Linked DNA regions of Homo sapiens: regions 2 and 3 are each linked to region 1. A link is a loop called in an ENCODE intact Hi-C map of the cell type or tissue named here. Cell type or tissue: A673. All regions are shown on one strand.

Region 1 (5,000 bases):
TACAACACTCAAACGATTGACACTATTTAACACATGCTTTTGGTCTCTCCTTCTCATCTGCTAGCAGCAATACATGTGACTGATCTTTGTTAACTTCCTGTATACTAGTACTCAATAATTTGATTTTTGGCATGTATATTTAGCTTCATTGATCCAGGGAACCAAAATCTGGGGATAACATTATAATCTAAAATGAACAGAGGTAGTTCTGGGATATGCTAAAAGACATCAATCATCCATGATGTATTCATTTAAAAAAAGATCTTTTATGAATAAATAGGAGGAGCCCAGAGAAATAAAGCGTGTTCCAAAAAGATATCTGTAAAGTTCTCTTCCAACTCACTTATCTGTCAGGAATTAGAACCCAATACCAACATGAATCATATTTAATTAGCAAATTATTCCAACAATGGCTCAAATCGAAATGGGGCAGCAACATAAATGTGGTCAGTGTTACATGTCCTTGCAAATTTCCTTAACTATGAAATTTTTAGAATTTGAAATTCAGAGCAATGTCAACATTTTAGGTTGAAATAGATTTTTTCCTTGTTCTTTTTTAGAAATGACATAGTAGGGGACTTGGAAACTAGATGATCATCTCAGGAAAATAATTAGCTTTGCATCTCCTTTAAGAATAATTGTCATTGTCAACAGTGACAGAAACCAAATGCCATTATATTTGCCCAATAACACAGGCACATTTTCCCCACACTGTGCCTAAACAGAGACGTAGACCGTATGAATATGGCACCAATTGCTCAGTACTTGCTTAGAGTTATATTAAATGTAGGCAACATAGTTTGGCTGTGTCCCCACCCAAATCTCATCTTGAATTCCCATGTGTTGTGGGAGGGACCCAGTGGGAGATAATTGAATCATGGGTGCAGGTCTTTCCGGTGCTGTTCTTGTGATTGTGAATAAGTCTCATGAGATCTGATCATTTTAAAATGGGAAGTTTGCCTGCACAAGCTCTCTTCTCTTGTCTGCCGTCATATGAGACATGCCTTTCACCTTCCACCATGATTGTGAGGCCTCCTCAGCCACGTGGAACTGTAAGTCCAATAAATCTCTTTCTTTCGTAAATTGCCCAGTCTTGGATGTGTCTTTATCAGCAGCATGAAAACAAACTAATACAATAGGGCCCTAGTATGAGAAGAAGATGATTGACATCATATTCAATCTTTCCACAGCTTTCTTAAGACCCGAGGATCTCAGGTCATCATTATTGGATCCCTGTGAGTCCCTCATCTACATGACCTTAAAGCAATGTATTTAAACAATCAATGTGCAGTTCTATAAAACCACAAACTTCTGAATTCAAATATGTCAAATCTTGATAAGGCAGAACACTGAGATTTTTCAAATTTTAAAAATTGTATTTTAGTTTTCAGTGGGTCACACCAATTATAGTTGAGCATATTCACAAGCAAAGACACACTCTCTAAAGTAATGAAAAAGATTCGGAAATTGGCCACTTAAAAAAAGTATAAATATCTGATGCCATAGCTCATAGTGATATCCTACTCCCTGTCTTAAATATGGAATCAAATATTGGTTAAGACATACATTTCTGAAAGTAAGATTTCAGCTATTTCCAGGTAATAAGTAATGAGGACCAATAAAGGCAGACAGCATATACCCAAATTGTAATTATACCTGTTATGACTTAGTAATTATACTCAACAAGGGCAAATTACTACTTTACCTTGCAAAATACCCATATCTTGTATTATATCCTCTTTTCTTCCACACCTAATTTAAGTATCAAAGATTAAATGTCTTTACTTAGCATTTGAAGCCTTTATTCAACTCTAACTTTCAAAGTAATTTATAAATAAGCAGATTCAAGCACTGATGATGATCAATATTCTGTATTTAGTTCTATTATGATGAGTGGAAATCTCAGAAGCATACAGTTGTCTCTCCTAAGAGTTTTATAACTGAACATAATTATTTTGTCTTTCTTGTTCCCGGGAGATAAAAATGAGTGAGAAAACTCATAACCAAGTTCCTGCTATTCACAATGTTTCCATTGGGTGTAGCTATGATATTAGATAGGTTAATATCATAGCCTGCATATTCTGGAAGGATGCCCAGACATTTGGGGATTTGTAGTGACTTTCTTTGTCTTCAGCATTAAATTGTATTAGTCAGCAATATGTTCATTGGGGAAAACCAAATAAAATACTTTCAAATCAATCAGGGCAAGAAGGCTTTCAATACGTCTTTTTGACATACCAATATTTTGAACAAATCAAAAAATTGAGACTTGTGCTAAAACTTGAATCATTCATAATTTCTACACAGTGTGCTCATTTTTATTTTTATATAATTATATAATTTACACCTAGTTTGAACAACTTCTATATAAATAGGTATCCGTTGGATGAAATAGGACAAACAAGAGGAAAGTCCACAAACAATGCAACTCCTTTACTCGATGACGGATTTGAGTAAAGTGTCTTAAAATGTCTGTTTATACAAAAAAAAAAAAAGTATTTCTGCTAAAATGCAAGGGCAGCTAACATGCTGAGATGAAAACTGCTAACTCTTTTCTTAACAACACCATATGTCTCCAATTGGATCATAATGCAGTCAGTTCCCAAGGGAACGTTACACATGGAAGCTAACCAAATCAAGGCACAGTCTTCACTGTATGTTGACTCACTGATTAGCCAGCAATCAGCTACTTTAGGTTTTCAGATTATGCAAGTGTCTGTCTGAAGGGTCTTTCTGCATTCTTGACATCCCCCCTTAAAAAAAGCAAGTCATTACAAAACCCTCCACAAAAATATTTCTCTTTTTGTATATGCTTCCTCTTATCTATAAACTCAATATATTTTAAGGAACTAAAATGCTCAACCTCTGAACTCTCTGATGGGTTTTAAATAGTAGATGCATTATACAGCAAACGGTATTGAAATCAAGCTTAAAAAGATTAAAGTCACATATTGTAAGATGGAAGAAGTCGCCTTAGTCTCCTCTGAGAATAACTGTATATAAAAGACCAACAAATAAACCAAACTGCCTTATTCAGATGAATCTTTACGTAATTTTTCTTAGTTTAATACTTCATTCCATTGTTAATTTTTTATATTGGAATTATATTTAAAACTTTACTTAGTTAATATTAAAACCTTCCACATACACTACTGCCTCAAGTTCTGGCATTTGTAGCTCTGATACACATAATAAATCCAATTATTTCATGTTTAATGCAATTCTTAATAGCATAAAATTAGAACACTTTATAATGTGTATAAAACCTTAGGAATTTTGCCTTGGGAAGTGTGAAATGCCCTGGGATAGTCCAGATTGGGGCTTCTCAAACTAGCTCTGATAAATAGACAGTATTTTCTAAAATTTCCAATTTGTCAGTAACTGATATTTTTGTAAAAGAAAATTATGCACTGAGATTTCATGACATTGTCAAATCGCTATACTAGTTTCTAAATGCTTTCTCTCAGTTTCTGTGCTTTTCTTGTCATGGACTGGTAAGAAATGTTTCAGGGCTGGCATCAATTTGTGGGATTCATTGTGAATATCATTGTTTGGATATTTTGTAACTTGGAAATTGGAATTTTAATATTAATGCTGAGTCATAAAATTCTATCACTTCCAGCACATCATTCTTTAACTATTCTTTGCTATGGTTTTCTTCTAATCCACTTTAGAAAGTTAGCAGCAGAGATTCAAAAAGCAAAAGAAGAATTACCAAAAAGCTTTTGAGAAAGATGAGTTGCTACACAGTATTATTTGAAAATACACATTAAGAAAAGCAAACCCCCCAACTCTGCAGTGATCAACAAGGGCTTTACAATGTACTTATTCTAATAAGAGCAATTTAAGCCTCGGCATCATTCAGTCACTTATTAGTGAATTTCTTACCTGGGATGCCTGGTGGTGTTTTCAGATATTTTCCATTAAAATGTTGAATTACCACTTCACATTTTTCAGTAGACTCCATTCTGGGAAAAAAAGGTAAACCAGAGGTCATATATGGTTGTCAAGAAAAAGAAACTTAAGAAGTAAAGGAAAACAAGAAAGCCATAGAAATACTTGATTTGAGAATTGTACCCTAATTGCCAACTTTTTTCATGAACATGATGACCAGATTGATAAGAGAACATCACAAACTCATTAATGCTTAGAAAGTATTATTCACTCTTTGAAAGGTGTCTATGTGGAGGGCTCTATTCTGAGCACTCGTTCAGAGGTAACCCTGCGGCATTATCTTAATTCACCCAGCAATATTTGGCAATTGAAAGTGTTCAACAAATGTCTGTTGAATGATGAATTAGCAAACCTGATGGGTAAGTCTTTTTATTGTCATTCATATCAATAAGGTCACTGAGGCTTAAACAGATAAACTACCTTTCCAATAAGAGGAAAAGTCAGTATTTGAACTGACATCTGTGCAACAGTAAAGCCTGTGCTATAGCTACTAAGCTATACTGCTGATGGATTTCACAAAAGAGGTTGACAAGATGTGTTTTATTTGCATGGCTTGCAGCCTAAAGGACTGATTGGTATAGTAATGTAGTCGTCAGCATTATGACATTTTTATTGAAAATCCACTTTATGTAAGACATCCAAAGAGTTAGGTGGGGTCCTACATGTTGAAGGAAGGTATAGATACACAAACCTTAGGTTCTATGCTTTCTCAATATTGAATTTTGGACAATATCCTATTTTTTCATACTATCTTATCAATATTCCTAAACTGGTATTCTTGTGCCAAATTTTGGCATCTCACATACAACCTAAAGCATGAACATTTTGAGCCATACCAACATAATTTAAATTTTGGCAATGTTACCATATCTTAAGTACAGTAATATTTGTAGCAGTTTCCAAATAATGGATAATATCTGGCCTTTTTTATTTTATAAAATTGGATGGGGAGGATAATAATTAAGGATTAATTCTGATAAAAGAAAATTAAGTCTTCCAAAGAGTATACTAGAGGCAAAAATACATTTAAGAAACAGCATACACAC
Region 2 (5,000 bases), 1.3 Mb after region 1:
CGTCACAAAGTAGTTAATATTAATAGATTTAATAAGAATAATGTTGATTTCCTTTTAAAAAACATAGCAATTATACTAAAGTGGTACAAATTGAAAATCAAGTTTCTTATTAGAAGAAAATTAATTTGGCAGGGTGCAGTGGTTCACACCTGTAATTCCCAGCTACTTGGGAGGCTGAGGTAGGAGAACTGCTTGAACCTGGGAGGCAGATGCTGCAGTGATGCGAGATTGTGCCACTGCACTCCAGTCTAGGTGAGAGAGTAAGACTCTGTCTCAAAAAATAAAATAATAAAAAATAAAAAATTCTATTCACATCTAGTTTTAGTGTTACAGCAGATATTAACATATGCATACAAATTTCTTAAACCTTCTGTGCCCTAGTTTCTTTATCTAAAAACTGTGAATGATAACACTACATACATCATAAGGTTTCATGAGTATGAAATAAAATAATAGATTATAGTTTCATGGCATAATAAGAACTCAGTAAGTTATTTTACTTGGATACAGCACATTTTCTAAATGCATATTTAATTTTCAAAAAATATATTTTAAGAAGAAAAACAAAATGAAAAAATATCTGGGTCAAAAATAAATGTTAAATTGACCTAGTCCAATAATGTTTTCAGTGTTATTTTAAAACTCAGCAAAAAGGATTTTTATAATGTTTTTAAATGTTATATTTATAAAATGCATGCCATCATTTTCATTTTGAATACCAGCAAAAGGAATATGGCTATTTATTTTATTAACCTATAATTAACACCTATCTATAAAGATTATATTTTTCTCTCAGATGTATAAGATAATTCACCCTTTACACAGAAGTGTAAATCTATATAAGACCCATATTGAATTAATTCAGAGAATGAAACTATATATTTAAAGCTCTTCTCAAATGTCACCATATTCTTAGAGTCCCCAAATTAATATCAACTCTGTGCTCCCACTACACATAAATACTTTCATTTATTGATTTACTACTTTCTGACTTCTATTACAGTTATTTGTGTTCATGACATCACTACCCATAAAATGAAAGGTCCATGAAGATGGAGGCAATACATAATATTTTATCTTTGCATCCTCCACAGTACCCATTTGCCTATACCTCATGGTATATTATACAAAGTATTCAGAAAGAGGCTGATAAATTGCATTTGGTCCTGGGCACTGATTAACTTGACATAAAAGCAGTGAAACAATAGGATCAAACAAAACTCTACTTTTGGACACATAATCTATGAATTTCATTCATTAAGTAAGTTATTTCATAGGAAACAGATGAAAAGAGGCAGATACAATTCACTAAATATTGGAAATTTTAAATTATTTTAAGGATGTCTAAGCTAGCCTTCACAGATTTTAGACATTTCTGCAAGTCAAATGTTATAATATTAAATTAGAAATTATGGTGAAAAATCACTTTAAAGCTTATAGCACTAAACAGTTCCTACACTATTCTGTATATAGGAATAGTGTAGGAACAGTTGCTATAATATTCCCTAAAGCAGGGGGTCAGACCAGTACTAGTCCATGACCGGTTAGGAACTGGGCGGCACAGCAAGAGGTGAGTGGGGGATGAACAAGCATTACTGCCTGAGCTCCACCTCCTGTCACGTCAGCTGTGGCATTAGACTCTCATAGGAACATGAACCCTATTGTGAACTGCACGTGGGAGAGATCTAGGTTGTGTGCTCCTTATAAGAATCTAATGCCTGATGATCTGTCACTGTCTCCCATCACCCCCAGATGGGACCCTCTAGTTGCGGGAAAACAAGCTCAGTGCTTTCACCGATTCTACATTATGGTGAGTTATATAACTATTTCATTATATATTACAATGTAATAATAATAGAAATAAAGTGCACAATAAATGTAATGTGCTTGAATCATCCCAAAACCATCCCCTTTCCTTCCCCCAGTCCATGGAAAAATTGTCTTCCATGAAACTGGTCCCTGGTACCAAAAAGGTTGGAGACTGCTGCCCTACAGAAATAGTATAAGAAAATAATTAAAGAAAATTCTTGAGAAAAATCAGTGCCATATAGCTAAAATAAACTTTGATGACTTAGGGGAACTGAAAAGGTTTGTTTTAACACTTGTGTCTGGGAGTCTTTGAACTTATCAGTAGGCATGTGCCACCTAGTGGTACTACAAATTAAAACCTCCTAAGGAACTCAAAAAACTAAGGATCTATTTTAAGAGGAATTTTAATTTCCAAATTAGGCTCAACTGTGCTTTGCATTTTTAAATTACTTTTTTTTAATTGAAGAAGGGATAAGGTGCAAATTCTCACAATATAGAATGTGCCTTCTTTCCCATCCCAGGTACTACTTCTCCCAAAATTACTATTACTAGTTTCTTTTACAGTCTTCCAGAGATATTATATATTTATAGAACTATACAATTTATATAATATTATATATTTCTACAACATATAAATATATAATGAATGTTAGGAATAGTTATATATAATTGATTTTTTAAATTTTCTTGCAGATTGAATTTATTGATTCAACATATTCCAGACTCTCAGGATCTATCATTGAAGAAAACAGACAAAGCTTACATTGTAGCCTATGAGAAGAGACAATATATAACAAGCATAAAACATAAGGCTATAGTGTAAGAGGTGATAAGTGCTCTGTAATAAAATGTAAGGCAAAGTCAGGGTGATCATGAGTGCTGAGGGGTGGGTAATGAGTGGTCAAGGTAACTCTCATCAAAAAGGTGAATTTAGGCCATGATCTCCCTGAAGGAGGGCAGGAAGTTAGCCATATATAAATCCATGGAAAGCATACTCCAGGCAGAGAAAAAAATCCTCTAATGTGGGAGAGTACATGTATATTAAAGAAGCATCAAAGAATCCAGTGTAGCTGAGTCTAAACGATGAAGAGAGAGAGTAATAGGAAATGATTTCAGAAAATTAACAAGGGCCACATCATCAAGGCCTTTGCAAGCCATTGTAGGGTCTTTGGCTACTACTTTGAGTGAAAATGGCACCATGGCAGAGTTCTGAGCATAAAAGTAATATTTGATTTGAATTCCTGTTTTTAAAGAAATCATTCTCATTGCTTTGATGAGGAAAGGCTATACAGAGGCAAGTATAGAAGTAGGACAATTAGGAGGCTATTGCAATAATTTATGCAAGAAATGATGGCAGTGTGGACCAGGGCAGTAACAGTTACTGTAGTAAAAAGTGTTAGGATTCTGGACATAATTTGATGATAGAGCAAAAAGCACGTCCTGACCACTTGAAAACTGGTTTTGGGAGAAATGGAGGATTACTCTAGGACTTTCAAACTCAGCGGGCAAAAGGATGGAATTTGCTCTCTACTGAGATGAAGAGTCTGTCAAGAAAGAAAGATTTGTTGGAAGATCAAGAGTTTGGGGCGGGCGCGGTGGCTCATGCCTGTAATCCTAGCACTTTAGGAGGCCGAGTTGGACAGGTTGCCTGAGCTCAGGAGTTCAAGACCAGCTTAGGCAACATGGTGAAACCCTGCCTCTACTAAAAAATAAAAAAAATAATAATAAAAAGTTAGCCGGGCGTGGTAGCATGTGCCTGTAGTCCCAGCTACTCGGGAAGCTGAGGCAGCAGAATTGCTTGAACCCGGGAGGTGGAGGTTGCAGTGAGCCGAGATCCTGCCACTGCACTCTAGCCTGGCAACAGAGCGAGACTCCGTCTCAAACAAACAACAACAACAACAACAACAACAACAACAACAACAAATAGTTCAGACATACTGACATGAGACTTCTCAATACCCAAGAGGAAGATAATTATGACATCGAGGTGGAGATGTCAAGTAGCAGTTGGATATGAAAATTCAGGACAGAAAACTTACCTGCAGATAAACTTTAGGAATTACATATACACATACACAAATGCGCATGTGCGCGCGCGCGCGCGCGCACACACACACACACACACACACACACACACACACGCTGTATTTAAAGGCAAGAAATATGGATGAGAGAACTGAAAGAATGAGAAAACAGATGTATGTATATCCACATATGTGGCATATATGTACCCCTATTTATTTGACAATGCTCAACTGATGGACACTTAGGTTGTTCCTAATACGCTGTTGGAAGCAATGCTGAAATAAAAACATTTTGTCCATATGTCATTTTGCCCACTTGAAAGTATACTGAAAGATAAGTTCCAAGACATAAAATTACAGGTTTAATGTATGTATATTTTAAATTTTGGAGGTTATTGTGAAATCACTTTTGAATGAGGAGGTCAAAGTTTACAATGCCACAAGCAATATATTTAATATATTTCCCCACACCTTGCAGAACACTTCTGTTCCGAGTTTTGACATCTTTGCCAATCTTTCTTTTATTAATTTTTAATTTTTGTAGGTACATAGTAGGTGTATATACTTATGGGTTACATAAGGTATCTTGATACAGGCATGTAATGTGTAATAATTAGATCAGGGTAAATGGGGTAGCTAACGCCTCTAGCATTTATCTTTTGTGTTACAAACAATCCAATTATACTCTTTAGTTATTTTTAAATGTAAAATTAAATCATTTTTAACTATAGTCACCCTTTTGTGCTAGAAAATACTAGGTCTTATTCATTCTTTCTATTTTTTGTACTCATTAAACATCTCCACATCCCCCTGACACTCCATTAACCTTCCCAGCCCGTTAACCAACCTTGTACTCTTGATATCCATGAGTTCAACTCTTTTAATTTTTAGCTCCCACAAATAAGTGAGAAAATGCAAAGTTTATCTTTCTGTGCTTATTTCACTTAACGTAATGACCTCCAGTTCCATCCATGTTGTTGCAAATGAATGGATCTCCTTCTTCTTCATAGCTGAATAGTATTCCACGGTGTGTTCCACATTTTGTTTAACCATTCATATACTGATAGATACTTAGGTTGCTTCCAAATCTTGGCCACTGTGAACAGTGCTACAATAAACATTAGAGTGTAGATTATCTCTTCAATAAACCGATTTCCTTTCTTTTGG
Region 3 (5,000 bases), 620 kb after region 1:
AAAGTCATCTCTTTTTCCTTTTTCCATAACACAGAGGGAAAGCGCCAAAGACCCAACACTTTAACTCGTAGTCTGCCACTGCTGAACATGAAAATTTTTACATTATGCTTAATTGGCACCTCCCATAAGACTTATATCAAATTAGTTACTGACTAGGCAATTGAGTTTAGTCATGGCCCATTCTATTAAAAAAAAAAACACAAAAACAGACAATTTGTTCAAGTTCTGAAAAGCCACATGACAAAAAAAGAAATATTTCTTTGGATAGTTCTAGAAGATACGAGTCCACCAGATCTTCCCTACCTACCTCCTAGTACCCCAAATTCAACGTTAAAAAAATAAACAAATAAAGCTATTTCAGATTCTAAGTGGCATTTCACATTTCAGAGCCTTCCACAGGCAATGTAAAGGAATGAAGAGATGTAATGACACAAACAACTAAGAAGCCTGACCTTAGAGACTTCCATCTTGAGAAAGTGAAATGCAAAGTAATCATTAAGGCCTTGAACATACCGAAATATGCATGTCAACATTGCCTATTTCAAACGCTATTTTCCCCAGTGTTACAATATGCCCAATAACAAATATTCTTGTTTATTCTGTTAATGATGATTTACAATATTTTTTTGTTTTTTTTTTATTTTGTTTTTGAGATGGAGTCTCACTCTGTCACCCAGGCTGGAGTGCAGTGATGCTATCTCGGCTCACTGCAACCTTTGCCTCCCAGGTGCAAGCGATTCTCCTGCCTCAGCCTCCCAGGTAGCTGGGATTACAGGCACGTGCCACCACACCCAGCTAATTTTTTTTTGTATTATTAGTAGAAACAGGGTTTTACCATGTTGGCCAGGCTGTTCTCAAACTTCTGACCTCAGGTGATCCACCCGCCTCAGCCTCCCAAAGTCCTAGGATTACAAGAGTGAGCCACCATGCCCGGCCTACAATATTGTATTTAATTGCTTGTAGAAGTACCATGTAGAAAGTACCATCTCTAAGACTGATTCCTTTATCCAGTCAATATTTTATGACTAGCTAAGAAGCATACTTTTATAGAAAATATATTTTAAGTCAATTGTATACATATAAGTTGAATTATTATACGTGTAGTATGAATCTTTGTTAAAGTAGCTTACAATGAATCTTTTGATTAGTATTGATTAGTTTTTTTTAGTTTTTATAGTATCCATGTTTTTTTAGTTTTTATAGTTTTATAGTATACATATAAGTTGAATTATTATACGTGTAGTATGAATCTTTGTTAAAGTAGCTTACAATGAATCTTTTGATTAGTATTGATTAGTGTTTTTAAGTTAAATAATTTAACTTTCTATTCAACATTGACAAGCTTTAGCTTTGATGTAACAGCTTGGCATATGAGAAACTGAAACACAACAACTTTATGTTCTTTACAGAAGGCAATTCTGCTTTTCATAAAACTTGGCCCTTTATTGTGAAAATAATTTGAATAACAAAAGAAAAGAAAGGGCTGGGCATGGTGGCTCATGCCTGTAATCCTAGCACTTTGGGAGGCCAAGGCAGGTGGATCACCTGAGGTCAGGAATTCACGACCAGCCTGGCCAACATGGTGAAACCCTGTCTTTACTAAAAATACAAAAATTAGCCAGGCGCGGTGGCATGTGCCTGTAATCTCAGCTACCCAGGAGGCTGGTCAGGAGAATCACTGGAACTTGGAAGGTGGAGGCTGCAGTGAACCGAGATAGCACCATTGCACTCCACCCTGGGCTACAGAGCAAGACTCTGTCTCAAAAAAAAGAAAGAAAAGAAAGGAAGGAATGATGGAAGGAAGGAAGGAAGGAAATTTATTCTTTTCTTTAAATGGGAGGTGATTCTAAACTCTATACTTTGAGATTGCTCTGTCAAGATTTAGCATAAATAACTTCCTAATTGAATAGTAGGAAGTTCATAAATACCAGCTAAAGTTATGAATAATGTACAACATCTCCAGTGCCCTGCATACACCACCAGTTAGGTCTTATCCAGTGGATTTTAGTCAGCTACACAGGAATGAGGGAATGAGAAATTTTATAATTTAAATGAACTATTTTATCTTGATGTTTTCAAAGCATTTGAGTTCAAGTTCTTACAGATGTATACATGTCGATACCTGTGACCAAAATGCTACAGATCCCATCTTGTGAAACACATTTAAATGGTTATCACTTTCCAAAGGTCTTAATTACCAATACCTGTTAAAAGACATAGCTGAGTCCAAAATTCTCTAATTTTACAACTGTGTAACACATCCACTTCAAAAGTTTGTATACTCACAGAAGTCTGATAACTGCTCACTAGAAAGTGGAACATCTCACATAAAGTGAAAAGACAGGCAGATAGTAACACATGTCCTTTTTGTAAGATGCGGTTGAGTTTAGAGCTCCATCTGTTCCCAGACTTGAGAAGTCTGGGGTTTTCTCAAAACCACCACAAAAGATTTGTATGTTGTACCAACAGAATGTACATATTTTATAAGCATTGTCTGGGCCAAATAATCATTTAAAAATAAATCCCTATTCTCATAACCAAGAATATTTAAAACATTCAGTAAGAATGCTCCAGCCTTTAACAAAATACCATTAGACCCTCATATATTGTCACTATTTATCATTTGGGAAGCATCACTTTTCTTATAAAAAGAGGAAAAAGGTGATAGCCAGTTTTCCCAATCTGCAGGGGTATTGTCAGGACTTCACCCTTGAGAAAAGTGGATTTCTCTGTAGTTTCCTCACCAAAATTGTTTCAAGCTCTTTCTTGCAATTTTCTGCAAGAAAACACTGCAAAGCAAACATCAGTGATCTAACATCAGGCAAGCTTTCCTCCTTGATAATAAATACGTTAGTTTGGAACAGGCTCACAAAGAATCCAGACAGCTCCGATCTGGCCCTATTCCAGGAGAGAAGCGTCTGGTGTCGGGAAGAAACACTCAGCTGTCTTTCAGATGTGTACTTCTATCTACCCCTACTGTCTGCAGCTTGAAACAGAAGTGGTGGCTATTAAAGACCTGTCTTTTGGGCACTGGTGTAAAACATCTTTGCTAAATACTGTGGACAGTCAACTGAAAACATCCTGTATTTACTGGGAATTGATCTTTTGAAATGGTATGGTATATGTCAGGTTAGATACTAGAGAGTTAACAAGAATTACAGGCCGCTGTTTGTCAGGATTAACAGTCAGAATTATAGCATTAGTGTAGGCAATCCAGAGTTCCTTTTTGAATCAAATTTACATACTTTCCCCACGGGCTTCAGGGATGCCAGTCAGGTGCTGAGCTAGCAGCTTCTTTTGTATAAGTTGCATGTGCTAGGGCTTAGCCAAAAGCCCAAGCATGGGGCATTTGGCCAACTTCTCCACATATGCAGTACACCGACTTAGGAAGGAAGTAATAGTGTTTCTACCACAACACCTCACTTAATGCTTGATAAGAGGGAATGTGCTCATAACTTACTGCAAAGCACAAAGAAGATGATAAGAACAACATTTAGCAAGAGACTCTCAGCAGCTTTGCTTGTGCAGTTCCTAAAGACTGACTCAAATGTCACAAAAGGTTAAAAGAGACCGGGTTGCAAGGCAGAAGCAGTCCTTAGGTGTTGAGAGTGCACCAGAAGCCCCTAAGTCAGCAGGGTTCAGAAGAAGAAGTGGATATGGTGGCTGCCACGTAGGGCAAGCCTGGAACAAGGCAGCGGAATGTCATAAGCACCGGACCCAAGTCAGGGACCAACAGCCAGTGAGGAACCAAGACCTAGTTATGACAGAACAACAAAGATTAGCTGGGAGTCACTCAAGAAGTGGGGAAAACCAGAGTCAGTTTGAACCCAAGACTGGATTGATGGTGAAGTCAAAACAAGGTGGAAGGCAAGTAAAAAGCAAAGTTAGAAACAAAGCAAGGGGCGTCAAGCATGATTGAAACTCAGTTACCTCTGGATATCCAGAAATCCAATGCTAAAGCATTAATCACAAACTCAAATGACTGCAGCTCCAGGCTGGTGACCTGAAGGTAGGGATCTGGTGGCTAAGGGTATGACAAAGAGAGTTGTAGTGTGTAGGGCCAACCCTAGAGAGAGGGTTTTTCATTCCATTTTAAAAACATATCTCATATTATATTCTGGCAGCTGAATATATCCACCATCGCATGTTCTAAGATAGGCACTAGGTTAAGTAACGGAGGAGGACTAGTTCAGGAGGTCTGATGGAGTAGGGTTACCTGCCTTGAAGATCATGCCGAGGGAGGTTCTATAGAAAATAAAGCCATTGATTTATCAGCCAGGCATGTGATTGTAGAAAACGAGACACTTAAAACAAAATACAAATTTGCATAGATTCAATGTGCACCACAATTTATCCTCCAGCAATTTATCGAGTTCTACTTAATAGCTCTAAAAGCAGGAAAAACAAACTTTAAAGATAAACCATACAAACTTATTAAATATGCGTTAGCCCAGGAGGGTAGAAAGTTGTTAGAGAACTGGGGAATGTAAATGTAGACAACTGGAGGTGAAAATGGGGAAGGAAACAGCTAAGAAAACAATAATGTTAACAGAGGAAGTCAACTGTTGAGGCAATAGTCACATTACAGGTGAAATAGCAATATCTATGCCACAAAACTAAAAAAAATAGCAGGAAATCATGAAAATACAATGGGGCAGCAATCGAAATGAACATGAACATACATGGAGTAACCTGTTCTATGGGGAAGGCACCACTCTGTGGTTAGGTGCGGGGCTTCAATGACTAGATGCCCAGGTTGGACATTTGTAGTGTGTAGGGCCAACCCTAGAGAGATGGTTTCTCATTCCATTTTAAAAACATATCTGATATTATATTCTGGTAGCTGTATTTATCCACCATTGCATGTTCTAAGACAGGCAGCCTGCTAGGTGGCACTAGCTGGGTGACCTTAACCAAGTTAGTTAACCCCTGTATAGGTCATTTTTCTTCTCTGAAAAATGGGAACACTTATACAAATAAGGTTATCTTACAGGGCTGTT

What was found. A loop is a pair of places that touch in the nucleus more often than their neighbours do. Peaks named below come from ENCODE experiments on the same cell type or tissue, not always from the same donor. Only the 100,000 strongest peaks of a DNase experiment are listed, where the experiment ranks them.
Region 2: a loop joins it to region 1, with 5 times the contacts of the local background. A loop is called at or near these places in 7 of 110 quality-filtered maps.
Region 3: it touches region 1 in a loop (4-fold over the local background); 36 of 110 quality-filtered maps call a loop at or near these places.

The regions. Positions count from the first base shown.
Region 1 is chr3:29,761,878-29,766,877 of GRCh38, reverse strand. RBMS3 (RNA binding motif single stranded interacting protein 3) reads right to left here. Exons shown (of 15, transcript NM_001003793.3): 6 at 3,889-3,968. Among named protein-coding and RNA genes, the nearest start is that of RBMS3-AS2, 120 kb to the right of the region's middle. In A673, a CTCF peak has its summit at 2,024; DNase peaks (open chromatin) are centred at 2,087 and 2,597; H3K27ac peaks cover 509 bases.
Region 2 is chr3:28,473,537-28,478,536 of GRCh38, reverse strand. The region is part of intron 4 of ZCWPW2 (zinc finger CW-type and PWWP domain containing 2); the gene reads right to left. Among named protein-coding and RNA genes, the nearest start is that of LINC00693, 99 kb to the left of the region's middle. In A673, a CTCF peak has its summit at 2,171 (motif pointing left); a DNase peak (open chromatin) is centred at 2,136.
Region 3 is chr3:29,142,947-29,147,946 of GRCh38, reverse strand. No RefSeq gene overlaps it. Among named protein-coding and RNA genes, the nearest start is that of RBMS3-AS3, 140 kb to the left of the region's middle. In A673, CTCF peaks have their summits at 2,799 and 3,005; a DNase peak (open chromatin) is centred at 2,916.